7 separate regions of the Mus musculus genome follow, and regions 1, 2, 3, 4, 5 and 7 are each linked to region 6. Evidence: chromatin loops called from intact Hi-C (ENCODE). Cell type or tissue: heart. All regions are shown on one strand.

Region 1 (4,000 bases), 150 kb before region 6:
CAATAACAACCTTTGCTACATTGTTTGTTTTTAGGCCATTCCTTTATTATCGGGAAACATATATAACCATATGCTCTTGAACTACATATGTACTTTCACACACACACACACAAACACACACACAACTTACATACACTCACATCACCTTCTGAAAATCCTCCAGAGACTTTTGATTGCCATAGATGTGTCCACTGGCAGGAGGGTGGGGGAAAGCCCTCTGCTGCATCTCAACTCACTCTTTTCTTGATCGCTCTTGATGGGTTTTTTGTTTTTCTTTATACACCCTAGCCAACATAATCACTTAAAGAGCTTGATGAATTGGCTCCTTTGTAATTTTGATTTTGGATATGTTCAATCATACAGAAAAGTAGAAGAGATGCTGCACTCCTGCCTGTGTATCATACTGTACTCATGTACTGTGTATTATATTTAATAAGTGCTGCTTGGGATCTGAAGTGTCCCCCAAAGGCTTAGGTGTTAACCATTTTATTCCTACACAGTGCTGAAATTGAGGGATTATTGTATTATGAGGGCTTAATCCATGGATAAATACACAGCTGAGTTCATAGCTGAACAGACCAGAAGGGTCCTGCTTGGAAGAAGTACAACCGTAAGTGAACGGAGTTGTGTCTTTGAAGGGTATTTGGGACCCTGGTCTTTTCCACACTCTCTTCCACCTTTCTAACTCACCCTTCTTCTAACCACAATGAAACGAGTTCTTCTCCATACGTCTCTCTCAACCATGACACTGTCACACCATAGGCCCACAGTGATGGGATGGAGTGACCTCTGACAGAAGCTTCTGAAACTGCACACCAGAATAGTTATCTCCTCCCTTAAATCGTTAATCTTGGACATTTTGTTACAGCTCCCATTAACATTTTGCCAGAACTGATCGGTGAAGGCCTTTCAGGGAAATTACAAGTACATTTTCTTTTGAGGGAGAATACTATACTTCAAATACCTCAGATATTTCAGTATCTCTTGTGTCTCTAAAGCTAAAGATTTTTATGGGTTCTTGGACTTCACATAAATTTCTACTTTCTATAAAAATGAACTGGGTCCCAAAATTAGTCTTTGAAGTATAAGCTGAAATGCACCAAAACACTCCTCTGAAAAAATATAAACATCGTCTCTAATATAGCCTTGATTATCCCTTGGAGTGGAGGCAGGGGGTATGGCAAGACAGGCTCTCACTATGTAGCCTGGTCTGGACTAGAACTTGCTATAAGACCAGGCTGGCTTCAGTCTCACAGGGGTCCTCCTGACTCAGTGTTCTGAGTGTTGGGATTAAAAGTGTGTGCCATCATGCCCTGCCATGGGACACCATTCCAGTATTTACAGGAAACATGACTAAGCTCCATAAAATCTAAACTGTGATGGATATTCGTTCTTTCCTACCACCTCCCTTGTGTCTTCTCCATGCCCCTTTCCATAAACTCTCTTGATAGACAACTCTTTCTTCTGTCCATTTCTATGCACATCTCCTCTGGACTCCTCTCCTCAAACCACATTCCACATTGAAATGATGCCCACTAGTATAGTACTCTCTTATAGATCAAAGTTTAACTTTAGAGATTAACCAGTGTGTAGTTTGGTGATTTCGTTGCGTAAATACTCTCAGCATGGCAAAATTCAAACTACCAGCAGGATCTGTTCAGTGGGTTTTGGAGATGAGCTAGCTTCCTTCCAAACAGGAACAGAGGGCATCTCCAGAGATAACGTTTTCTTCAGTCCAGCATAATAATATTTGTGGTGTTAGCAAGATACTCAGCTCCTCCTAGACTTGGTTTCCTCGTTTTTACACAGGATTTACTGATTGTTTGCATACTTCTTTATTGATTGTTGACCGTTTTTTTTTTCCATGCAGTTTCTAACATGGTGACGATTGGATGCGTGGCCACTAGATGGCGATCGAGTCATTTCTTTAGCACAAACCTTTTCTGTTACAAGTTCAACACTGAGCAAACCATAATTCAAATACACGAATTAAACTGGTGGAGTTTATTTTCCTTTCTGTAAACTTTTTACTATGAAAGTTTTTGTGTTTTCCTTTGAAATTCTCCCCGGAAACTCCAGATCCTGGCTCTTCTGTACGGCCATCTCTCAAGGCCTCGTATAGAAGCTGTTCTGGCTCCGGAATGACTAGTCCCCGGTGAGCTGTGGGAAAAAAATGTATCCAAAGCCACACCTGTCCCTGAGGGATCTACTTCGTGGCCTTTGCTGTCCTTCTCTCCTGAAAGAAGGCAAGATGTCCTCCATTATCACATTGCCCACCTAATCTGTGAACGGCGATCATAAATCCATTCAAATCGTTTTATAGATACAGATTGAGCAATGGTGTAAACCAGATATTATATCAGACACAGGCCAGGCATTCCACAGATGAAGGAAGCAAGAGCAAACAGTGCTACAGTGAAACAAGAAATTCACATCAACCAATCCTCCCTTGGTGCTGAGAGGGTAAGTGGACATCAGCTCCCATTCACAACTAAGAGACTATCTCCAAATGGCAACACTTACAAAGGAAAAGTTAACTTTTTTTCCAAAGGAATTTCACTGGGTTTACAAACCACACATAAGGACAGGCCTCACACTCATCAATAAACGGCCATGACAAAATAAACTCAATGTTTTTTTGTAGATATATATTTTTTTGTTCTTACTGGCCTTTTGCTTGTATATTATGGTTTCTGCTTCTGTGTTCCTATGGCTTATTTCTTCCTGTGTGCTCACATGTGATTGCCTGTTTGTGTGCATGTGTACTGTTTTATTTTTCTTTAGTTTTGTTTTTTTAGTTACAACTTGTTTGTTTTGTTTGTTTTCTAAACAGAAAGGAGAGTGGAGTTGGGTGGAGGGGAGGTGGGGAGGACCTTGGAGGAGTTGGGGGAGTGGAACTGATTAAAATATAAGATTTGACAAATGTGTTTCAATTTTTTAAAAATGAAGTAAAAGAAGAAGGGAAGCGATATCTGCATCAGACACTGAAGCAAGCTGAGTTACAAAATAAGCATAAGAAGTTATGGAAAAAGCAGATTCATTTACTCATAGAAATTTATGACAAGTGTGAATGATGTGAGAAAGCTGAGATTATTAAAGGGACTGCACAGGAGTCATAGCTCACAGATAGACAAAGTTAGGTCCCAGGCTTTTAATTAATTCAAACACAAATTCACATGGATAGAAAAAATAAAGACTTTAAGCCTATAAAACAAAACCGAGGATATAACTCAGTTGGTAGAGTGCTTGCCTAACATGAATAAGGTCCTGGAAGTTAGCCACAGGCACTGCATAAAACCAGGTATGGAGGTGCACACCTGTAAGCCCAGGATTTGTAAAGTGGAGGCAGGAAGATCATCTTCAACTACATAACAAGTTTGAAGCCAGCCAAGATTAATAGAAACTCTGCCTCAAAAGTTAATAATAATAAAGTTATTATTATGAAGTTAAAGTTATAGCCAAAGAGTTGGAGGTGACCTATTAAAGAACATTTCAAAAGCTCTAGCCATGCATGAGACAAAGACTGATTGGATTTCCATTGAGTATGCAATGAGTGACAGCAAGGGTCACTGGCTATATCTTTAAACAAGAGACAACTAGCTGAACTCTACAAGGGAATGTCCATGTCCATGTGTGTGCGCCCACACACACACACACACACACACACACACACACACAATCTACAGGTGGTGGTAATCCTGTGGGTCAGGAAACCATGCTCACTAATAACCAGAAATATGAATATTAAATCAGCAATAAGACTTAGCTACCTTTATGAACCCACAGCTTAATTTCTGCAGCTTCAGTTACCCTGTCACCAGAAGATAGGTGAGTGGTATATCATAAGATTTTTGAGAGAGAGAGACCACATTCACATAACTTTTATTTTATCACTAATATTTGCTAACCTCTTCTATGCCACTTTTACAAACTAAACTTTACAGTAGAAAAAACATAGTATGTATAAAGTTCAGTGCCATTTTTTTTTTGTTGCAACAAT
Region 2 (4,000 bases), 52 kb after region 6:
GAAGGAACGCAGTAAATTTCCAGTAACCAACCCAAAAGAATGCAAACAACATGGTACTGTGATAAAACCAGATATACAGACCAACCAGACACAACAGAGAGCTCAGACTTAACTTTACACACACGCAGGCAACTGAACTTTGACTTGGGTGCCAAGAATAGGCAATGTGGGAAGAATGGTTTCTTCACTAAGAAAGAAGAAAATTGTAAGGGAATTATACAGCTCAATAGCAAAATCATCCCCAAACAACCTGATTTAAATGTGAGCAAAGGATCTGAGATGATGATAGTTTTCAAAAGTGGCATACAAACAGACAAGAAATGTCTGAAATGGGCTCAAAATGGGCTCAGCACCATCGACTCAGAGAAATGCAAATCAAACCATGAAGAAGCATTACCTCACACCTGTTAGTGCTTACCAAAAGGAGATAAGTGGTGGGGAGGAGGCAGAGAAAACAAGTTCCTGTATGTACTGGTTGAAATGTAAATTGGTATAGGCAGTTTGGGAAATAATATAGATGTTTACTGGAGAAGGAGAGAGAGAGAGAGAGAGAGAGAGAGAGAGAGAGAGAGAAATTAATTTATCATTCAACAGTCCCATTCTTGGGTGTATGTTATATCTTAGTTTCTTTTCTGTCACTCTAACAAAATACTTTATGTTGGGTAGTTTTTAAAAAGAATGGGTTATTCCTTCTCAGAGTTTAGAAGCTCAGGATTATGGCTCTGGTGTTTGCGGAGCTTCTAGTAAAGGAAGGTGTCATGTGAGGTAAGTGGGTGGATGCAGAAGACAGTCCCACATCAAAAGGTCAGGGAGACACTGCCATCACTTCAGTTGTTCAAGGAAACCAATCCTTGCTAGTCCTGCTAGAGAGCGAGTGTACATGAAAAAAAAAACCTCTCTTAATGAACTCTCACCTCTGAAAGTTCTCAACACCATTTAATATGGCTACACTGGAACCAATGTTCAGCATGAGTTTTGGTGTGGACCGAGCATATTCAAACCAGAACAGCAAATACCCAAAGGAAGTAAAATCATAAATCAGAGATATAAGCACTTTCATGTCCGTTACAATATCAGTGACAGTAGCCAAGACATGGAGGCAACCTAAGAAAGTATTAATATGTAAATGAATGAAGAAATAAGTTATATAACCAGTATAAAATATTATTCAGCCTTAAATAATGACATACTACTATGTGAAACAACACAAATGGGCATTATGTTCTAGAACACATTAAGCTAAGCAAAGAATTCTAGACAAGGAAAGACACACACTAAATGACTTTACTTGTGGGACCTAAAATAACCAAAATAAGTCAAAATCACAGTGATGTTACTAGGGATCTAGGATAAGGGAATGAAGAGAAAGATGTTGGTCATAGAGTACAAAAATTCAGCTAAGAACTCAGTCCTGGAGGCTGAATGTATAGCTGTGTGACAGACAGCAGCTAGCCATACCAGAGTATACACTTGCCTCTTGCTGAAAGAGTAGATCTTATGTGTCCTTGTCACACATAAAAGTAATTGAAAAAGTAACTCTCTGAGATGACAGATACGTTAAAATGGTTTTACTTTTCAACCTGCTCCAGTAGGGGTCCCTTTAATGTTTGTGCTAGTAGATGGGGGACTCTCAAGTATCTTTGTGGTAGACAAATCTAAGGTGGCCTTCATGAATACCAACCCAGACTTTTGTGACTTTGTGATCCCCCACTTTTGAAGTGGATAAGAGCTGTGACTTGAGTCTAATCAAAGGAGTCCAACGTGTTGTTTATTCTGTAACAGTGCTTTGTGTTTCTAGTTAATAACACAGGCAAAGAAGGCTAGGGTGACATTCCTAGGATTGTGTTATTTCTATCTTGCTCATGCCTCCCTCTGCTGGTCTAATGAAATAAGTCAGTGGCCATATTTAAATATGACTACGTGGCAAATACTGATGATAGCCTGTGTGTTCCAACAAATATCCAGTAGGAGACCTAGGCATTCAGTCCTGCAGCCACAAGGAAATAGGTTCTTTCACTGGAAAAAGAGCAGTTTAGATGGTTATAAATTACTTAATCCATAGAAGCCATAGGGGCTTTATGTAGAGATTTGGGTAGAGAGGTAGACCTAGATATTGACTTAGGAGTGGCTATTCCTGAGTGGGGGTAGATATATGGCAGGGAAACTCAGATAAGAAAGACTTCTTTAGTGTCACGATTTTTCCTAGGTATCTCCTTGTGCCAGATATCTATGCGTCTATGTACCTACCTACCTACCTACCTACCTACCTACCTACCTACCTACTGACACCTAATAGGAAGAGGCAAGTGGTCACAACCTGCAATGATGGGATAAGAATGATGGAACTCAGTTACCAAGATTAAAATACCTTCCCCACTGATGTTATTGCAAGCATGGCAGCATGTAGGCAAAATCAGAGAAGGCAAATCATGAGCAGCTGCTGCCCCATGGTACCCGAGCCCGGGAAATATTTGCATCATATCTGAGCCAAAAGCACACCTTTTATCTACTGCCTGAGCATTTTTCACATTGAAGTTCTGGCTCACATGCAGAATCCAACCATTTATCTCCTGTCTCCAGAAGGGAGTGTCAGGGACTGTGGGTAGGGGCAGGGAGGAGGCCAGGAACCAAGGCAATCAGTGGTGACAGGAGGAGGGACTGAAATGCTACCAACATTATCAGTTTTCTTCATGTTGACCTTTGTTCTGCTCTGTTTCCTGGGGATCCTGGCCAACGGCTTCATTGTGCTGATGCTGAGCAGGGAATGGCTACTGCGTGGTAGGCTGCTCCCCTCGGACATGATCCTCTTCAGTTTGGGCACCTCCCGATTCTTCCAGCAGTGTGTGGGATTGGTCAACAGTTTCTATTACTTCCTCCATCTGGTTGAGTACTCCGGGAGCCTTGCCCGGCAGCTCATTAGTCTTCACTGGGACTTCTTGAACTCAGCCACTTTCTGGTTTTGTACCTGGCTCAGCGTCCTGTTCTGTATCAAGATTGCTAACTTCTCCCATCCTGCCTTCCTGTGGTTGAAGTGGAGATTCCCAGCGTTGGTGCCCTGGTTCTTGTTGGGCTCTATCTTGGTGTCCGTCATTGTAACTCTGCTGTTCTTTTGGGGAAACCACACTATATATCAGGCATTCTTAAGGAGAAAGTTTACTGGGAACACAACCTTTAAGGAGTGGAACAGAAGGCTGGAAATAGACTATTTCATGCCTCTGAAAGTTGTCACCATGTCAATTCCTTGTTCTCTTTTTCTGGTCTCAATTTTGCTGTTGATCAGTTCTCTCAGAAGGCATTCGCTAAGAATGCAGCACAATACCCACAGCTTGCAAGACCCCAACGTCCAGGCTCACAGCAGAGCCCTGAAGTCACTCATCTCATTCCTGGTTCTTTATGCGGTGTCCTTTGTGTCCATGATCATTGATGCTACAGTCTTCATCTCCTCAGATAATGTGTGGTATTGGCCCTGGCAAATTATACTTTACTTTTGCATGTCTGTACATCCATTTATCCTCATCACCAATAATCTCAGGTTCCGCGGCACCTTCAGGCAGCTACTCCTGTTGGCCAGGGGATTCTGGGTGGCCTAGAAGGCTTGGTCTCTTTATCTAGAGCCTTTGAAGAGACTCAGGTGAGGGTAACTTCACTTGGAAGTGAGCTCATCTACGTGGAAATGTCTTTGTAGGCAGGCATGGGGTCATACTGTGAGGTTCCTCATTGGGAAAGAGGAGAAGAAAATACAGAGTGTCCTTCCTTACCTTAGGATATTATGAAAGTGGAAATTCCGAATCCTGGACCAGTATTGATCTAAGTGCAAAGTACAATATGTCCTGTTCCTTTCATGTCTGTTTTCCTTTTGTTACTGATTCATTCTCTAGGGAATAGTCTTGATCAACTGAATCATCTCATCTGGCTGGCCACTGGGGAGGTAAAAGAACTTTGTGTCACTGCTGCATTGGGATATACATGGGTGGGAAGCAAGTGTCCCTGAGGCAGAGTA
Region 3 (4,000 bases), 42 kb before region 6:
TCTAGATGGATTTTTTTCCTTGTCAGTGCCTATCTAGGGTGACCTTTATGTATACTTAGGACAAACCATATGATATGAGATTATTGGCATGTCCTACCATGCCTAGCTTTGTGGAAGAACAAACTTGGCACAAGAAATGTCAAGTGCAAGGCTCCAAGGTAGGAGTGTTTCTTGTCTACGTTGTTGGAACAGAATGAATAGATGAGGTCAAGGAATACTTTTGGCAGATATGTGGGAGAGGGTGTAGCTGGGGAAGATCCTTCAATTAGTTTGATTTCCTCAGTGAAACCAGAAGGAAGGCTATCAGTTGTATGAGTGCGGTAGTTTGAATATGCTTGGCTCAGGGAGTGGCACTGTTTGAAGGTGTGACCTTGTTGGAGGAAATGTGTCGCTATGATCATGGGCTTTAAGACCTTCTTCTGGGGCTGGAGAGATGGCTCAGTGGTTAAGAGCACTGACTGCGCTTCCAGAGGTCCTGAGTTCAATTCCCAGCAACCACATGGTGACTCACAACCATGTGTAATGGGATCTGATGCCCTCTTCAGATGTGTCTGAAGACAGCTACTAATTAGTGTACTAATAACATTAAATAAATAAATCTTAAAAAAAAAAAAGGACCTTTTTCCTAACCATGTGGGAGCCAGTCTTCTCCTAGCTGCCTTCAGAACAAGAGGTAGAACTTTCAGCATTTCCAGCCCCATGCTGCATGCCTGCCTGGATGCTGCTGTGCTCCCACCTTGGTGGTAATGGACTGAACCTCTGAACCTGTAAGCCAGCCCCAATTAAATGTTGTCCTTACAAGAGTTGCTTCGGTCATGGTGTCTGTTCACAGCAGTAAAACTCTAAGACAATGAGGCTGAAGAACAATGAGTAAAGGTGAAGTCTAGAAGTCTTCCTATAGACTGGAGTGCTTATGAGGAAACAGAATTAATTGCCAAGGGGCACTTGAAGTTTATTGTCATGAATTTTTAAATTCATGACAGAAGGCCTAGTCAGAAGGCCTGTGTATTTTCTCTAACTCGGCTGAAATGCATGGGTGTAGGCATGGTAATAGAGTGAAGGCTAGCCTATGATTAGGTTTTGCAAATACCAAAGAGGAAGAGAGACGCATAAAGGAACTGGGAGCCAATTTAAGAGAGTAACTTTATCAGTTGTCTAAGGAATTGAAACTGATACAGAAGCATGACAATGGAAAGTGGGATTGTTTCTCTTGGGTTCCAAGAATTATCTGAGTTAAAGTAAAAGAAGAGGAGTGACTAGAATATAAAAGGAAGTGGTAGGATGAAGAGAAGCTTAGAATTCCAGAGTGAAGTAATGGCCACTTATTTGGAGCTGTACTGTGACAAGGCTACTCGAAATGTGTCAATAATGAATAGACAAAAAATGAGACTTGTCTCTGTAAAGCTTAGGTTTTTTTCTTTTTTTTTCAGATTTATTTATTTTATGTATATATACTGTTGCTCTCTTCAGACGCATCAGAAGAGAACATCAGATCCCATTACATATGGTTGTGAGCCACCATGTATTTGCTGGGCATTGAACTCGGGACCTTTGGAAGAACACTCAGTGTTCTTAACTGCTGAGCCATCGCTCTAGCCCCTGGCTTAGGTTTTCCTAAAACTCCTTTATTCAGGGTTCTTCAACGCTTCAACCTCTCTTCTAGCCCATTGATCAGAGGTAGGGTCAAAAGAAAGTTTATAGGTTTTTGTGGACCTGTTTAGAAGTAGTTTTTTGGAAGGATTCCATTCTTTATTGTCAGGACCAGCAGTCCAGTCCAATGGCAAACACCAATACAAATCAGAAGCAGCAGTCCAGTCCAATAGCAAACACGAAACACATATCAGTAGCAGCAGCTCAATCCAGCAGACACTGCAAGGCTTCACGGAATGAGCATGAGTCAGCAGAATTGGCAAGGATCAGCGGGAACACCAGTTTCTCTCTATGAAGTCAGGCAAGGCAAGAACATCCTTTCACTGGATGTGGAGTTCTACTTATACTCTTTCCAAACATCACATGCCCAGTCAAGTGTCTGGTTCAGCAAAACGTCCTCTCACACAAGACAGCTTCTAGAAAAACATCACGTGACACAAGTGAGTTTACAAAGAAACCAGAAATTTCCATTTCACGTCTCAATTGATGTACTATTGGGGAGAGGATCACAAGACCCTTTTCCTAACTAGGAGCTTTGGGCAAGTAATGGCTGCTGACTCAGGGCAGGCAATGGCTGCTGAGGGGACTGACTCAGTTCTCCGTAGCAGTGTGGCCCATGAGCTAGGGGACGTTACTACACTCTGACATATGGGCAGTATTGACTGTACTCAGTGAGTTGTAAACTGAAGGAGGGAAAAAAGAAGAAAAAGGAGGAAGGGGCAAAAGAGACACATGGTTTGAAGGTGTCCAGAAAGAGGTAGAAAGAGGTGTAAAAAGTGTATATGACCGAAATACATTGAATTCATATATGTAATTAACAAAGGACATATAATATTTTTTTAATGGGCTATAGTGCCAATTACACTGAATTCTCATGAGTTAGCACCAAGAAGACATATTTCACTAATAAATTTTAAAATGTAGGCTGTTCATTGAAATGGTAGGATTTTTAAACATACTATTTGAAGAAAGTATATTGTGGGGTGAAGAGATGACTCAGATGTTAAGAGCACTGTCTGCTCTTTTAGAGGATATGAATTTGATTCCTAGTACACAGAGGCAGTTCATAAAGTCTGTAACTCCAGTTCCACGGAATTTGACACCCTCTTCTGGCCTCCTTGGGCACCAGGTATATAAGCAGTACACAAATGTACATGAAGGTGAGACACCCCCACAGAAGTAACAAACAAAAGGTCCTGAAAGTATAGTAATAAAAATAGTGTCTCAGTATGAATGTGGATCTACATTTTTATTATATTTTGTGGGGAAAGTGGTGGTGATGGGTAAAGCTATGAAAGGAACAAAGCCAGGAAAGAATTGTCTACAAGAGCATTAAAATGTCTGAACACCCATAGTAGAGACATTTTGGAACGACTGAAAGTGAACTAGAACATAGTAATCCTCTAGTGATGGTCCAGGATGAAAAAGGATTGTGCAAGTACGTGCAGTAAGTAGTTCACAGTTTGATGACATGATGTTCAAAGCTGGGGGATATTAGGGAGGAACAAAAGGAAATTGTCTAGACATGGCAGTGAGAGTCCAAAGAGACGTTTGTTCCATGGTCAGTGCTAGTGGCACAAAGGCTGTGATAGAAAAACATTGCAGCTATTTGACAGGGCTTCAGAGGAGGTGTGTCCAGGCAGATGCAGCTTAGAGCAGAAAGGGAGAGAATCCTTTTTGCTAAGAATCGCCTGTGAGTTCCAGATCCAACTGGAAGGTTCAGGGGTTGAGCAAGAAAGTAAGATGTAAGGTGAACTGAAGAGCTAGGGCTTCTTAAGGGACTGCCACAAATGGTATTAGGGAACTTAATGAGATGCACTCTGATGTTTTCCAGCCAGAGAACAAAGGGAAGGCTGTGAGCACAGGAAGGTAGAGAGGAGAGAGTCTTCTTTATTCTCCTCTGCTAGAGGACATGGGAAACTGGGGAAATGGAGGTCATACTTGAGTCTGAGGAAGGGACACACTGTTCTTCTACCTAGCCACCAAATAGTGGTATCCCTCAAGGCCCAGCATCCTAAGTGCTCTCAACTTCTCATGCATTTGCAGTATTGTTTGAATGGTATAAACAAATGTCAAAGGCCATATAATAAAGGTAAGGCTGGGCTGGAGATATGGCTCAGTGGTTAAGAGCACCGACTGCTCTTCTGAAGGTCCTGAGTTCAAATCCCAGCAACCACATGGTGGCTCACAACCATCTGGATTGAGATCTGACGCCCTCTTCTGGTGTGTCTGAAGACAGCTACAGTGTCCTTAATTATAATAATAAATAAACTCTTTAAAAAAAATAAAATAAAGGTAAGGCTGACAGCTGGGTGCACTATTCTGTGGTAGTGAGACCTTTAGGTGGTAT
Region 4 (4,000 bases), 120 kb before region 6:
CAAAGCAATAACCTATAATAATAGGAGACAATAATGGAGCTGCCAGAGGCCCTGAAGATCATTTGTTTCAGACTGAATTGAACACTGGGAATCCAAATAGAAGAGCATAATACTTTTACTTTGGGGTCTGGCACTACTGCAGTGCTGATCACTAGCTAACACACAACTGTGTGTCTTTCTGCAGGTGCCCTGGGAGGGGCCATGGTGCCAAGACAGTTGTTGGGGAAACTGAAGCAGCCATTTCTCTTCCTGAGCAGTGCCTCCCTCCTCCTGGGGCTGGCTTTACTGGTCATACAGTCTGATGTCGCCCCTGTTGCTTACTTCTTCCTCTGCTTGGCTGGCTTTTGCTTTGTTGCTTGCCTCCTGGCCTGTGTTATGGAACGATGCTCCCGATCGATGCCAAGCTCCAGGCAGACTGAGAATCCAGAGGCCTCAGGCCAAGCGCAGTGAGTCGATGGGAGATGGGCAGGATGACGGGAAGACACGCAAGGCCCTCGTTCCCTCTGTGCCCATCCTTTCTTAAGCATAGACTCTGCTTTCCTCTGTCACTGGTATCATTAAGAGCAATGGTCAGCAGACAATAGAGAGGTCTTTTGCAAGAATGGTGGAACAGAAAAAGGGGGTCTTCTTTCAGGTACCCACTAACGACCATATTTCTTCTCCCACAGAGACAATGGAGCTTTTGAGGTGCCAACCTATGAACAGGCTGTAGAGGTGATGGATTCACAACCACAGAGCCACCTCCAAGAGCTGGAGCAACCACCCCCTTACAGCAGTATCATAATATCCCCAGGAGTTGAGGGGGCACAGCCTAGCCAACCAGACAGTCCCAGCACAGGCAGTCTGAAAAGGCGAGTGGGCTCAGAGGGGACAATGACTGCCAGAGGAAACCCTGGAAGAATTCTTCGACTTAGGGGTCCACGAGTTGTGGCCACTGCTCCTGATCTGCAAAGCATGAGAGTGGCCCCCAAACTGGAGCCTAGTACTCCACCTCCTGCCTATGAAATCAGTTTTGCTCATGCTGATGATGACAGTGTTTTCTATGAAGATAAATGGATACTTCCCTAAGTGGTGCCCTCAGAACCTGTGCACTCATTTGCCCAGCATTTCCTAGTGTCTATTGGATCAGAAACTGGTTTTACCCGGACATCACAATCGAGGCCTTCAAAGCAGCGGGGAGTCGGGCTGTGGCATGTCGTTCACAGATAAATGGCACACCTAGATTCTTCTGGAAACATTCTGGAACCTATCTGATGACCAGTATTTCCAGAGTAAGGTGGAAGATGAGAAAGAGATAAGTTACCAAGAGAAGCTGGAGGGATACCTCTGAGTGACTGCTGTGTTTCTTCTATTGTAGACACCAAGTCTCCCTGAGATTCCTGATGGGGTATTACCTACCAAGATAATGAGAGCTTCTAAGGTTGAGGGGAGCTGAATAGTTTGCACAAGAACGGGATGCTAGTAAAAACATAAAAATAACTCGAATCAAATTCCAATTCCAGTGCCTCCTGTTTTCAATACCAAGCAGGCAATCCGCATTACTTTATAGCCTTGTCAACTGGTAGATAAGAGAATGAGAGGACACTTGTGTAGGAAAAGCGCGACCACGAGCTGCCCCAGCCTGGGAGAAGAGCGCCTCCTAGTGCTTTCCGTCTTCCCTGCATCCTGGCCCTGGAAGTTCAAGGCGAACAAGGATAACAAGGGAAGCCCAGCCCCTTTGGTCTCTTGTAGTTACTTCAGGAGGGGTCGGAGGAACCAGGGGAGGGGGCTGCGGTTTCCGCGGGAATCGATAGCCAATCAGGTCCCCGAGTAGGAGAACCCTCGCTCTTTTCCCGCCCCTTCCCGTTCCTTCTAGCGCCTCCTCTCTTCCCATTGGGCTGTGCGAGCCTCAGCGAGCAGTGTGCGCTTGCGCATGTCCCGGCGTGGGTGGGGCTTGCTGGCGTCGGGCGGAGCCGTGCGCAAGCGCGGCGCGGTGGGAGGCTGGGGGAGGGATGCGGGGGCTGGCGCGGCCCAGCGTTTGTTTGTTTTGTGGGTGGTGCGTGTGCAGCCCGGGAAAAGCTGGAAATGGCGGCGCCGAGCGGGAGGTCGCAGTCCTCCCTGCACAGGAAGGGGCTGATGGCGGCTGACAGGAGGAGCAGGTGAGGAGGGCAGAGGAGGGGAGGCGGCCAGGCGAGCGGCGCGGCTTCTTGGCCTGGTGCCGCGTGTACAGGGGCTGCAGCAGCCTCCCTTTGTCCAGCGCAGAGGAGTCTATGAGAGCGATCTTGTCCGTCCCGCGCTACTTCTCGCCTGCGGCATCTCACCTTTTCCAGAGATGCTCCGGCTTTTCCTTCCAGTTCTTAGCTGAGGACTTAAACTCATTTCTCTTTAAAAACCAGAGACTTCGCAGCTCGGCCTTGGGCGCATTTGACTTGGATTGACTATCTCGTGCCCTGCACTGCTTTCTCATATAATAGATGTTTGTCAGAGAGTTCCACACAGGTTTGGGGGATTTGAATCCTTTGAGAGGATTAGATGGTTCCCGTTTCTCCGCCTCCTCCGTCAGTTTCGATGAAAACATTGCACAGGACGACACAATTTTATTGTTTCCTGTCCAGACCTCTAACATTAATATAGAAACGGGAACTCTTACAGGACACGGAATCAAAGCGTTAGAAACCTCTCGGTGTTCTTTTTCTCCATTCCACTTTTCATGGGTGCCCTAAAATTCCAGGTGACTGGAAACTTCGGGAAAGTTCATATTTTAAGCCTGGTAGTTTGAGATAAAAGGAAGTGGCAGGTGTGCGGAGTAGGTGGAGCCTCAGATAAAACACGGTGACGACTGCTTCGTTAAAAATTCAAGCCTGGGACATAAGAGGATTTAGAACTGGAGTCAGTAAATTGTACCTGAGGATGCAATTGTCTAGAGAAAAGCCCCCTCCCCTTTATTTTTTTGCAAGGGTGTCCTAGTGCAGGGCCAGCATTTAAAGGCTACAAGGCTGTAATCCTGGCATCCTGATGCCTGAGGCAAGAGAATCAGAAACTGAAAATGAGTTTGGTCTCCTGGTCTAGTCCTGTCAAAGAGAATGAGGTGTTGGGGGAGAGGTCAGGTGCCCTCTACAGGAAACCGGAACATGGCTAGCCAACTGAAACTGGAGAGAGCAGTAGAGTGGAAGTCGAGGAAATGAAGCCGCTTAAGAAATGGATCTTCCTAATGACCTAAGAACTCTGCTCTACCATTCATTATATACCTAATGATAAACCCAGCTAACAGCTGCTGTATTCATTTTAATTTAACCAAGGTCCTGTATTTATCCCCATTACTGTGTTGTCTTGTAAGGTGATTCTTAACTGAGGTTTTAAATTCATGTAGAGCATGAATTTTAAAACCTCAGTTAAAATTCTAGTGAATTTTGAAATAGCAGGTACATTCTGAATATTTACTCTGCGTCAATACCTCTTGCTAATGCAGTTTCTCAGGACCCTATTTTTCCATCTAACTGTGGCCTGAAAGGACTTAAAGGAGCCTTTATACAAGGGGCATTCGACCAGTGCGTGGTATTTCAGTGATTGAAGGTGCTTACTTGTGCTCCTATATTTTACCTGCATTGAAATCGGGATTCATCTAAAAATCTCTGATGTATAAAGTCAACTGTTACACTGTCACTCCATTGTCATCAGACTTAAGCATTTTTTCATACTAAATAAGATCAGGGAGATTCATTGGACACATAAAGGATGTATATTGGAAATGGTATTCACCATTCTTGAGCATAAGCAGGTCTCTTTACAAATTTGAGAGGAAAAACTATGGAATCTTTTAAATACATTTATTGCTGGGAACTAAATTACCAAGATAATTTAACCATTGCTTACACTGTCCTTGTGATTACAATTTATACCGTGTTCACCATTAGTATCTACCTTCTGTGGCTTTCACTCAGTTTCACTTACCCATACCTTGTAGGATTTTTGATCACTTTTTAGTATTAGTTTATCATGGAAATGTAAGATATTTTTGATA
Region 5 (4,000 bases), 200 kb after region 6:
GTCTTTAAAAGAAAAATACTGTGTGTTTTCTCTAAGAATGTATGTGTGTGTATGTGTGTGTGGGGGGGGGGGGCGGGGGGTAGGGAGAGCAGTCAGGCCATGAAAGGAGGAAGGGAACTATTAAAGGGTATGAAGAAGGAAAGGTGATGGGGGTAAAAGAGGTAATGAAATGTGCAGGTCAAGAAACAGAAGCCAGTACCACTTAGGAGGAGGAAGGGGGGGGGTGGTCAGTAAAAGTGTGAGAGAAAAGATAAAGACTATTGGCAAGGGAGTAAATAAATACAAAATGTCAGATAATTTTGTAGGAAAATGTCACTATGGAACCCAAAATTTAACAAAAAAAATGAATAGAATGTCTTCTTGTAATCTGTAAATTCTGTGACTCTAGAGGTAGGAAAATGGTATCATACTTACATTCCTAGGACCTCTCCTGCTTCTCCAACCCAGTTTCTCTGTATTTTTTAATATTAAATTTTATTTTTAATCACATACATACATACATGCACACACACACACACACACACACACACACACACACTGTATCTTGAGTATATTAATTTCTCCCTCTCTCCAATTTCTCCCAGGTTACACATCTTCCTCCCTGTTTTCTGTCCTTCTTTTATAGTTTTTAATCTGTTAATGGATGTTTTTAACACACTGAGTTCCACTGGTCTTTCTCTTATGTGCATGGGCACAGAGTCATCTATTGTAAAGAGAGAACTCACCAGTGACCACACCTCTCCCTCAGAAAAGTGATTCTCCTTCCCTCAGGAGCTGATCCAACTCCCTTCCTCCCTCAACTTCCAATAGTTTTTCAGCTAGTAACTTTTAGCTGGGTTTGATCCTGTGTGAGCCCTGTGTAGGTCTCCACAGCTGCTTTGAGTTTATGTGAGCAACAGGCATGTCATGTCCAGAGGACAGCATTTCCCAACACTCCTGCTCACCCCCTGGCCCTTACATTCTTTCAACACCACATTCCATGATGTTTCCCGAGCCTTGGCATGGAAGGATTGATTCAAGCGTCCTATTTACAGCTAAACATGAACAATCACTTACTCTCAGCACTCGGAACAACAGTAATGCATCTCTGCCTTAGTCACTACCCACTAAAATAAGAAATTCCTCTGAGCAAGATTCGGAGCAGCACAAATCTATGGATAAAACCATAAGTATCTGGAAGGCAGCTTGACAACATGACCATTTAGAAAAGCGTCATTGGGTTCTCCCTTAGGGCCTATGACTTCCATAGCCATTGGTTTTGATGGACCGTGTTCAAAACACCAGGCATAAGCACTCCTATGCTGCTGGCCCCGGATCCAATCAAAAGAGTGTTTATTTACTGCTACTACTAGATAAGTAGGCGCAACTTGTCTCCCAGGACAGAGTTGTAGCAGGCAGTGTCCAGGTCTTGATTTGATCACTGATATCTTTTTTTCCTCAACACCCTGAAACTTTCTTTTTTTCCTGTACTTCACCGACCTTTCATGGCTATTCCTGTTCTTTGTAACTTATTTGGAGCAGGCTTTTGGCTTCTTGGCTCCTTTCCTTCTGTTTTTGAAACACTATGATAGAATTTTGCAAAAGAACTCATTTTATTTCTTCAATCTGAGGGTGGGGCGGCGGGGCGGGGATGGGGGTGGGGTGGAGGTACAGACGCTGCTGAAATTTCAGCCTGGACTTAGGGCGCCACCTGGAGGCGAGACAAGAAAGAGCCCAAGTTATTTAGCTGACAGAAATTTGGGGACTCCTCCTAACCTATAGGAATGTTCTTGGACTATATATAGTAAAAAGGGGTTGGTCATAATATCTAGATGAAAACGGAGTTTCTTTAAAGTTAATGTTTGGTGGGATTCAAATGACATGGAGAAGGAAAGGGGCTGGCAAGAAGGAAACCAGAGACCCAGAAATGGAAGCTTGGGGAATGTATTTAAAAGTCAATCATTTTCCTTGAAAGTTTCTGACTTCATCTCCCACAAAATGTTGCTGTAGCTATTCTCATAAGAACTAAATCTTGCATGTGGAAAGTGGGAAATGGCAGATCACTTTTTGGTCATCCAATCTGACCGTCAATGTGGTTATGTTAGCTATTATTAGTCAGAAGAGAATAGGAGAAATATTAGTTTTGCTGTGAGTACCCTGTAAAGACTGTTTTGAATTTCAGCAAATAGGGTAGTTTTCTGTAAGGACACGAGTTAGGGATCCTTAATCATTCTTCTACAATCTAACACAACCACGTGTACCTGTGGAAAGCTTTTTTATGTGTTAGGCACTGTGTTATGTTGGAGATAGAACTTTGAGAAATACAGGTGTCACCCTTGTCTTAATGAAATGGACAGTCGAGTGGAGTAAGAAAACACTAAATAGACAATTTTAAGAGTGATAAGATTTTACAGTTGCACGATGTGACTGTAGATAGACCATATACTGACTTATATATATGTGACTATAGACCATAAGACCATATACTTACTTAGTCGTGACACGTGGCTGGACATGTATTCTCTTCTAAGAGAGATACTTGGGATGTAGCTCAGTGGTGTCCAGTTGTTTAACACGCTGAAGACTCTTGATTTGATCCCAAGCATCCCTTGATCCTTGCATGTTAAGCAAGTGAGTATCATTGGGCTACATCCCTGGCTCTAGAGATATGGATAGACAGATGCTCTTGCCATAGGCTGATGGTCCTTTTTCTGGGAGGATGTAGAACTTTTGGACCTACCTTAAAGTCATAGACTCCTGGTGGTTGGGTGGGCCTTGAGAGCTATGGTCTATTTCTACTTTCTGTTCTCTCTGTTTCAGATTTGCTAAGATAAGAACAAAGGTGAGAGCAAGCTCCTGCAACTCCAAGCATCCCCTTTCCTGACATGATGCACTTTATTTTCTGAAATCATGAACAGAAATAGACTTCTCCTCCTTCGAGTCACTTCTGTTAGATACTTGGTCACAACAATGAGAGGAATAAATGGTACTCTTTGAATCATTTATCATCCTGGCCAACATTTCCATCAGACGTAAGCTATTTTATGTTTAACTGTCCTCACACGCTGGAACCCAGGTCATAGGAGCAAAAGAAAGACATGGACACAGGAGCACATATTCAGGAGAAGGTTCTCTGTGAGAGAGGACGGGTGCCACACTTCTCAAGCAGCAGGCAGGGGAGTTCTTGAAGAAAGGGACAATATTTTACTTGTCAGTAAAAGAAACACAAATCAACAGAAGCAAAAGCAATACTTTATTGATTTAGTAAATAAGACAATCTGAGTCTAGTCATGGAGCTTGAGTCACTACCACATCAAGATTCTTGAAAAATGTCCTAGGAGACACCGTTCTTCTTTTTTTTTTTTTAATAGCTTGTCAACTTTTATTTACAGAGTCCCATATGTGTGAAGATAATGCTAATACAAGACAATTTTACACTCATATGATTCATAGATGCCATGATTTTAAAAAGAAACTCTTTCCCAACTCTGTTTTTTGTTTTGTTTTTTTTTTTGTTTTTTTTTGTTTTTTTTTTTTGTTGTTGTTGTTTCTGTTTTTTTTTTTTTTTTTTTTTTCAAGACAGGGTTTCTCTGTGTAGCCCTGACTGTCCTGGAACTCACTCTGTAGACCAGGCTGGCCTTGAACTCAGAAATTTGCCTGCCTCTGCCTCCCAAGTGCTGGGATTAAAGGCGTGCACCACCACACCCAGCCCCAACTCTGTTTTTGTCATGCATTAGAAAAGTGCAGTGATTGGCAGGTTTAATTAAATCTTTAAGCATATGTAGTAAAGTCACTGGATTCAGCAAGTCAAGGGCTGTGGTTGACCATTTGTGTATTCATGCTTAAATTTGTGCTGGGGTATCAGGATCTCTTGGCTGACAGCCCATTTCAGCCATGTAGAGATGAAAGTCAGTTCTCAGTAGAAAATTTTACAAAACATAAAAACATAAAGGATTAGTATATTCATTCAGATAAGGACAGTGGAGACAGCACCCAATGATCTATGTTATTGATTTAGTAT
Region 6 (4,000 bases):
TAATTCTAACAGATAACTTAAAATTTTATCTTAGTTACCTTTCTTTTGCTGTGGTGTGAGTAAGGCAGCTTACAGAAGAAGTGATTTTATTTTGGAGACTCCGGAAGCTTGGAGTCTGCATGGCAGATCACGGCTAGCTGGGGTAGCAGCTGAGAGCTCCCATCTTGGACAGCAAACGGGAAGCGGGAAGCAGAGAGTGAACTTGAACTGGTGCGAATCCTTTGAAGTCTCAAGTCTGCTCTGGTGACATCCTTCCTCAGGCTGCACTGATAATCCGTCCCACATAGCCACCCACTGAGGAGCATCTATCTATTCAAATATCTGAGACTTATGAGGGACATCTCATTCAAATGGTCACAAATTTCTTCTAATTCCCTTAGAAAGGTATTGTTATAAATTACTGTTATATATACTATATATTATAAACACATTTTATATACTATTACAGATGCATTTTACATTATATATTCCAAATGCTATTATAAAGTTACTACTATACATACTATAAATTACATATATTCTATATACAGTTTCAAAGTTACTATTCTATAGACACACCTATGCATACATATTTGCAAATAAAGACAATAACAACTGTTGGTAAGAAACCAATGTACAACTTTCTAAATCTATCCCTTCCTCGCCAAACCAGGCCATACAGTCTGAGAGCCACCTAGTGATCAAGGTTGGTAACTGCAGCTGCTCCAGGTATTTCAGCCATTGAAATTTGTTTACAAAAATCAGAGAATACCAGGTAAACACTTCTTTTCAATGGACTGGATTAGTGGTAGGACTTTCACATATTAGCATGATTATAAAGATGGGTAGGCTGTGAGGTAGAAAGATTTCTTGATTTCCTCATCTCAGTAAGAACGGCCTTCCAACCAGGCCAGGAAGAAAAGGAGTTTTCTGCGAAGTGGCTTAACTGTTGAACCGATGGCTTCAAATACAACAAAGAGCAGAGAGCTGGTGGTTGAGGAAGTGCCTGCTGAGATAAAAGGGCCGACACAGTTGGCTGTTTGTGCTCCATTTTCCGCAGGAGAGAGTGGTTTACAAGGTTGGAGTATTCTCATGCTAACTAACCTCTGAGCCAGGCATCGACTTACAAAAATGTAGCGTTCCTTTTCTTCCTCCACATGCCCCCACTTCCTTTCCTTTCTTACTGATTTCCATTCCTCCTTCCTTTTTCTTTTGTCATTCCCTCTCTTCCATCCTTGTTTGGAATTCCAGTATAATAAAGTAAAAGGAAGGTTTGAACCCTGAAGTCCTGGGTGCTTGAAGTACTTAGTTTTTGTTGTTTACTTTTAAAGCTACTAGGTTTGGTGGAAAGGGTGGGAGACCCTGAACTAACCTCCCTGTGTCTGAGAGCCTTTTTCAGATGGATTCCATAGATTTCTATGATCCTGCTACATCTGTGGCCAATCGCTGCACTCATATGAAAGGCCACTTGTTAGAGACAGAAAAGGGGGGCAGAGGGAGTGTGGGAAGTGTGTTGGCAGGATATGTATGGAAAAGGTGATTTTTACGTTCACCCTGGCATTGTAACTATTCATTCAACAGAAATGCACTGAACTCCTCTGGTAGACTGGACCCTGCTCTAAGTGTTGGAGACACAGCAGCAAACAGGAAAACAGAAAGCCCTGCACATCTGGCTTCACTGCTACTTGTTAGGAGGAAGAGAAGAAGATAGGTAGTACCTTAGTAAGTAGCAGGACACGGTTTTCATCTGGTAAGAAATACTAGGAGATAGAACAGGTAAAAGGAAAAATGTATTATTTGAGGAGTTGACTATGATGTAGACTAGAGTGGGGCTTGACCAGAGTGTCCAAGAGTGGGAACAAGCTCTATCTGCTATCAGGAGGGACAGTTGCCTTGCCAAGGGCTAGGCAGGAGGCTGTGGCACACGAGGAGATCTGTGGCCTGAGCAGAACTGGAAAGGAGAATCCTTGAAGCAGGGTTGTCAGTGGGGCATGCTGGGACTGGAGACAAGTCAGTTGGATGCAGACGCTACTTCAGGCCTGGGCAGGCAAAGCTTGATAAGCACACGCCAGGAGAGAGACATCTGTCCAAGAAGTGTTGTGCTGTGCTGTGTGGTGGGCTAGGCTGAGGTCAGTAAGGAGAAGGGGAGAGAAATTCAACAGTGTGGGCTAGAGCTGGCCTCGGGACTGACTTGTGGAGTCAGAACATCCTACTCTGTAAATCAGCATCAGCAATAATTCTGTACGCGGAAGCCCTTTGTTTAGATGTACGTTCTTAGCCTTAGTGTCTGAGTCAAGGAAGAGGAGGTAGCGAGCAGAGGCTGGCCAGAGTAAATAGTTCAGGAAAGAAATAACAATGGCTCATATTTCGGTTGTTGGGGAAGTGTGTCATAGGACATGTTGGCTGGCTAGCAGTGGAGGTGACGGATGTTAACAATTTCCTAGCATCATGCTGACAGTTGTGGTGTTTTATTTTTAAAATGCATCTGAATGTGAAAGTAAGAAAGCTGAAATGACTTTCTTTCACCCTAGGAAAATGCTTTAAAAACAAGAGTGGATGGGGATGGAGAGATGGTTCCGCAGTTATGAGGACTGCTTACTGCTCTTGCAGGGACCTGAGTTTGGTTCCCAGAACTCATGAGGCAGCTCACAAACCATCTCTAACTCCAATTCTATGGGATTTTATATCTCTTCTGATCGCTGTGGGTTCCTGCACACATAATACGCGCGCGCGCGCACACACACACACACACACACACACACACACACGCACGCTTACACACCTAAAATAAAAAAATAAACACAATGATGATGTGCTTGGCTTCTCTAAGCAGGGTACAACACTGAGGTACAGTTTTGAGAAATGGGTTTGCATGGGGAGAATCAGAAGAGGTGGGCTTTCTAGAAAGGTCTGAAAGGGGGTAGTTGAAAAAAGACAACTATGATCTAGTCTTAAATGTCCTTAGGAGCAGAGTGTTGGGAGATTCTTAGAAGATATTTGTGAAGGTTTGCAGGGTGGTATAGATTGGGAAGCAGCCTTCTATCTCCCCACAGAGTTTTTAACTCAATGGCATAGTAAAGTTTTCCTGGAAGGACTGGTTCAAAAGAGCAGTATCAGGGCTGGAGAGATGGCTCAGTGGTTAAGAGCACTGACTGCTCTTCCGAAGGTCCTGAGTTCAATTCCCAGCCACCACATAGTAGCTCACAACCATCTGTAATGAGATCTGACTCCCACTTCTTGTGTGTCTGAAGGCAGCTATAGTATACTCCTATAATAAATAATTAAATCTTTTTTTGTTTTGGTTGTTTTTTTTTTTTTGAGACAGGGTTTCTCTGTGTAGCCCTGACTGTCCTGGAACTCACTTTGTAGATCAGGCTGGCCTCGAACTCAGAAATCCACCTGCCTCTGCTTCCCAAGTGCTGGGATTAAAGGCGTGAGCCACCACGACCAGCGCTTCTTCTTCTTCTTTTTTTTTTTAATAATTAAATCTTAAAAAAGAAAAGAAAAAAGAAAAAAGAGCAGTGTGGCCTGAGGTTTCCCCTGCCACTTGTTACCTAATAGCAGGACTGAGCAAGGAGAAATTTCAGCCAAACTCTGACATTTTCCCCTTTCCTTTTGTTCTTTGACTGTGTCTTGGGACTGCTGGCTGCTCTTTTAGCCATGTGTTTCAGCCTGTGCTTCTGCTCTGTGATTTGAGCTTTGAATTCTCCAGTACCGGCTGGAATGGAAGTGAAGGGTACTCTGTGATTCTCTGCATCTTTCTGGTTCTTTCCTTCGGTGCTAGCCTTGCTGCTGCCTTTGCTCTGAATCTAGGCCTCCACCAAAAGGTTCCATTTGTGCAGGTGAGGCACGTAAGTCTAACCCGTTCGTTACTTGCCTTTCATCTTCTTATGATAATTGATTTCGCCTTCTCTTATTAACTTTGCAGCTTGAAATTCTTCCCATGCTGTCGTTGTGCAAGTTTGAGAACGGAAAACAACTCAAAACAATGTCAAAATCCCTCGTGGAAAAATGGCACACC
Region 7 (4,000 bases), 170 kb after region 6:
TATCTTGTCAAAGGCTTTTTGTGAGTCTAAGAACTCTTGTTAGTTTCTTGGTGTCCTGTTTATCCCCTAAGAGCAGCTAAATGAATCAACAGAGACATTTTTGTTTTACACAGACATTCTTGCTTTCTCCCCATTATTGCATTTTGTGAAGTATTTAATGCATTTAATGCAGATGAGGTGATCTTGACAGTTTCTATGACTACTCATGAACTCTTTTTAAAATGGTAGGCACATGGCTGACCTTGTCCAGCTCTGGGTCAACATGCTACCATGATCTTAGGCTAATATTTCCCAGACTTCATGCTTCCTGATGATTCAGGGGAACAGACTCAACATTACTGAGTTTGTCTGTGTAGAGGATATAGTACTGAGTGAGTCTGTTCAGAGGATACAGTACTGAGTCTGTCTCTTTAAAGCACCCTGGATACTTGCCATGCATTGTTCTCCTTTCTCCAAAAATCAATTGTGTGGGATTAGGACTTTCGGAAGAGGATGTTTTCCAGGCATCCTGCTCTCTCTTACCTTCAATTGGATAGGAACTTTGAACTATGAAAATCTAGGAGTCCTACTGACTGTAGAGCTGGCTTTCTGCCTTTGATGTGTTGAAAGAGATTCTCTCCCTGAATGAAACAGCAGCCATTTTAATGAATGTCTTTAACACAGGCTTCCTCCAGAGGCAGATAGATAAGCTTCAAAACCGAGCACTTTAATGTTCCACATAAAAACTGTCTGGTGCAGAGACTGCCCCAGTTCTGACACTCTGAAGGTCAACTCTATCACAGGAAATGAGTGATCACTGTGTTGTTAAATTTTGAAAAGTATCTTAGGTCCAGGGATCATTACTTTAGTTGAAAAGTATCAATATCTTTGCTCTGTAAGAAAACTGGTTCATTTCCAAAATTTATTTTTAAATCAATTACTGTTTTCTATGAAGGTGATTTTAACAGGCTTGAAAATACTCCTGATTTAGAAACTATACCTCATGATACAAGACAGCAAGAGGGCTACCTTGTAAAACTGAAAGACTCTCCTTCTAAAAGATGGTTTCTTGTTCCTTGCTGGCCACAGAGTTAGATGTAAACAGTGGGTAGCATAGATGCATGGAGAGAGGAGCCAACACTATTTCACTATTGCCAGGACATGTTTATGATTCACTGAGATAAAACCAGACAAATGAAAAAGGTCAGCCCTTGTAGGGAAAGAAAAATGCTTATTTCTGTGATGAGCATTTTTCCGAGGGAAGTGTTTTAGTGTCCCCGAGAACCCAGGCTCCCTGGAATCACCTGGCTGTTTTCTGACCACTGATGCAACAGATTGTTCTTCCCTACTTTCCAGTTGCCTACTTCCTTTTAGTCTGAATTTGACCCCAGAATTTATAAGAAGACAGCTAATGATTAGATTAAATGAGATCAATGCAGGATGCTCAGCCTGCTGGAGGCCAGCCTTTGACAAGGACCTACACTCTCTGCAGTGGAAAGGTCTATGGTTGATGTGGTCCAAGGCCTGAGGATTTCATTCCAAAACAGGAGGGATAAATGGAATCTTTCCTGTTTTGCTCTTGTAAGTGGTAAAGTTTTGAATTTCATAAAGCTGATCAATGACCTTAGACCTGGTCATCCTGAATACTCTCTATTCTACCTCTAAAAACTGGAGTGTGCTTCCTTTGTCTTCTTACAAATTATCTTGTGGGACCCATGCATTGCTGGATTCATCTGTTCATGAAAGCCTCTATTCACATAGGAACACAAAATTTCTCCTAATGGTGAATGGGGCAGCAGAGACAAAAGGGCAGCACATAATTAAACTAACTAAATAAAATGGAAGCATATCAGACAGTCCTGGCATCTATAGTTTCCTCATACTGTACCTCAATGTACCCAGAATGGAAGAGCTCTGAAGATGAGAGCACACTGAACTGGTGTGCTGTGTAACATCCTGAGGAGAGAGGCATCAGATCTGATGGAGAGAAGATGGAGTAATGGAATGGATGCCTGCCTTATCAATGCTATCTTCGTACTCTAGCCAGAACATATTTTACTTTGTTATCCCTATGCTCTCTCTCAGTATTTCTTTATCTTTGTTTGCCTATGGAATCCATCACTAGCCTTCTTACCTGAGTTCAGAAAGGGATGGCTTAAGGATGTTGGAGAAGTGACTCAGGTCATGGTCTCTAGAGGTTAGCAAGATCCCAGGTAAAATGGCAAGCGGAGGTTGCAGTGGGTAGGTATGGAAGAGAAAGGGAGAGATACAGGGAGACAAACAAGAGATGGTGATGCTGATGGGCATGAAGAAATGAGAAGTGGGAAACAGCAAACCCAGATGGGGGATTGTCACAGGCGTTTCTGATGAATTGTGTCTGGTTAGAGCTATAATCTTAGCTTGCCTTATGTCCCTGGAGGGGTGAGGAGATGGGGGAAGAAAGGAGTACACTAGTCCATTCCAATGGGAAGGCAAGAGCAAAAATATCCTGTGATTAATTATCTCCACAAAGTCCCTTCTCAAGGTTGGAAACCAGGGTGGAGCTTGGCAAAGGTACAACTCTGTAGTTGTCCAGAGAGAAATGACTTCCTATTTTGAACTGCCCACCTGCCCAGAGCATGGTCCTCCCCTTTGGCATCTCACTTTCCCTAGAGTGTTTTTTCTCTGTCATCATGTCAATTCCCGTCTGTACACACTAGTCCAGGCAGCAGCTCAGACTGCGCTGCAGAACGCCAGGCACTGGGCAGGGCTAAGATGTCTTAATGTTATAGTAGCTTCAGCAATGAGAACTAGGATATCTGAATGGATCCCCTAGCTCCCACACATGTGTGAGGGCCTCCGAAAATAGCCATAAGAATCCTAATCTATGTAATTCTTTTAACCGTATGTTAGTGAGACAATGTATGCAGGACACCCTAAAAAAAGGAGAACTGAATACATGCTCTTGAAGGCTTGGTCGTTATCTTGCATGACCATATGTACACCAGAATCATAGGTCTTAAGAGTGGACTGATTCTAATTAATTTTCTCAATTTATTATTCATTAGGTTAGCAAATGTTTATTGCAGGGTAGTGTGTGCTTCCAGGTATTGACCTAAGAACTTGGTGATGATGATCAGATAGCAAAAGAGTTAAACATTCTTCCCTGTATACAACTTACATTCTAGGGAAAGGAAATAGACTATAATTATGTTAAGGTAATTGTATACTGTATTCAAAACTGATAAATCTAATAGGGAAAAGTAGAAGAGGAAAGAAAATGTGGGGGCTGGTATGGAACTTTAGAGGGGCTGATGTGAAAAGGTTTATTTGGTGCAGAGAAGTCAACCTTGTGGGCATGGGGGAACATGTGAGAATCAGAAGAAAGGCCTCTGTAGAGGCCGTGGAGTGGGAAACAGACATGCCTGGCCTGCTTGTGGCACTGTGATGAAACCAGCATTTCAGAAGAGTGACATAGGGCAAGAGGGTGGTGAGTGGCCAGTAGAGAGTACCTTGTGAGAGACTGGGGACTAGGTTTTTATGTGAAGACTGAGGGCTGGGATAACACTCAAGTTTCCTTCCCATTGCTGTGTTGAGAGTAGAGTAGATCTTAAAGGACTAGGGAAGAACTCAGGGGGAGAGAGGTTGGGAAATTCTATTACAGGTATCTGGGTAGAAAAATGACTTGGATCGGATTAGTTGCAGATTCATGAAAAATGTTGGATTATGATATATTTTAAAGCTATTGCAATTAGAATTTCCTAATGGTCTGGATATGGTGTGGGGGGCGGGGAGGTATGGTTACCTCATAATAGGAAGCTTCATATAGACAAAGGTTTAGAAACTCAATCAGGAATTTTAGTCAGAATATACTAAGTTTCAAATTCCTTCCAGACAGCTAGCACACTAGTCTATGTGCAGTTTGCCATATACTATGCATGTCATGAGAGAGGTATAAGTGTGGTCAGCAATTATTCTCATTATACTGATGAGGATCACTCTGGAAATTTGAGCTCTGGTATACTCAAATGTTAGTTTACCA

What was found. Peaks named below come from ENCODE experiments on the same cell type or tissue, not always from the same donor. Only the 100,000 strongest peaks of a DNase experiment are listed, where the experiment ranks them.
Region 1: a loop joins it to region 6, with 2.9 times the contacts of the local background. A loop is called at or near these places in 9 of 42 quality-filtered maps.
Region 2: it touches region 6 in a loop (3-fold over the local background); 4 of 42 quality-filtered maps call a loop at or near these places.
Region 3: it touches region 6 in a loop (1.9-fold over the local background); 11 of 42 quality-filtered maps call a loop at or near these places.
Region 4: a loop joins it to region 6, with 4 times the contacts of the local background. A loop is called at or near these places in 5 of 42 quality-filtered maps.
Region 5: it touches region 6 in a loop (6-fold over the local background); 12 of 42 quality-filtered maps call a loop at or near these places.
Region 7: it touches region 6 in a loop (2.4-fold over the local background); 3 of 42 quality-filtered maps call a loop at or near these places.

The regions. Positions count from the first base shown.
Region 1 is chr6:42,225,535-42,229,534 of GRCm38, forward strand. No RefSeq gene overlaps it. Among named protein-coding and RNA genes, the nearest start is that of Tas2r144, 12 kb to the left of the region's middle. In heart, a CTCF peak has its summit at 1,893 (motif pointing right); no DNase peak of the experiment used is centred here; H3K27me3 peaks cover 22 bases.
Region 2 is chr6:42,431,872-42,435,871 of GRCm38, forward strand. Tas2r126 (taste receptor, type 2, member 126) reads left to right here and starts at 2,664. Exons shown (of 1, transcript NM_207028.1): 1 at 2,664-3,590. The coding sequence starts at 2,664. The coding sequence ends at 3,590. In heart, a CTCF peak has its summit at 1,880 (motif pointing left); a DNase peak (open chromatin) is centred at 2,710.
Region 3 is chr6:42,338,273-42,342,272 of GRCm38, forward strand. No RefSeq gene overlaps it. Among named protein-coding and RNA genes, the nearest start is that of Gm24611, 2.5 kb to the left of the region's middle. In heart, no CTCF peak of the experiment used is centred here; a DNase peak (open chromatin) is centred at 1,909.
Region 4 is chr6:42,263,060-42,267,059 of GRCm38, forward strand. Tmem139 (transmembrane protein 139) reads left to right here. Exons shown (of 3, transcript NM_175408.4): 2 at 185-446; 3 at 669-1,496. The coding sequence starts at 202. The coding sequence ends at 1,068. Casp2 (caspase 2) reads left to right here and starts at 1,926. Exons shown (of 11, transcript NM_007610.2): 1 at 1,926-2,138. The coding sequence starts at 2,065. In heart, a CTCF peak has its summit at 1,649; a DNase peak (open chromatin) is centred at 1,852; H3K4me3 peaks cover 2,541 bases; H3K27ac peaks cover 2,174 bases.
Region 5 is chr6:42,582,007-42,586,006 of GRCm38, forward strand. No RefSeq gene overlaps it. Among named protein-coding and RNA genes, the nearest start is that of Gm38798, 2.3 kb to the left of the region's middle. In heart, a CTCF peak has its summit at 1,718 (motif pointing left); no DNase peak of the experiment used is centred here; H3K4me3 peaks cover 448 bases.
Region 6 is chr6:42,379,954-42,383,953 of GRCm38, forward strand. It overlaps 2010310C07Rik (RIKEN cDNA 2010310C07 gene), which reads left to right. Exons shown (of 4, transcript NR_045169.1): 4 at 35-605. Among named protein-coding and RNA genes, the nearest start is that of Epha1, 8.7 kb to the left of the region's middle. In heart, no CTCF peak of the experiment used is centred here; a DNase peak (open chromatin) is centred at 2,328; H3K27ac peaks cover 696 bases.
Region 7 is chr6:42,545,127-42,549,126 of GRCm38, forward strand. No RefSeq gene overlaps it. Among named protein-coding and RNA genes, the nearest start is that of Olfr455, 8.1 kb to the left of the region's middle. In heart, no CTCF peak of the experiment used is centred here; no DNase peak of the experiment used is centred here.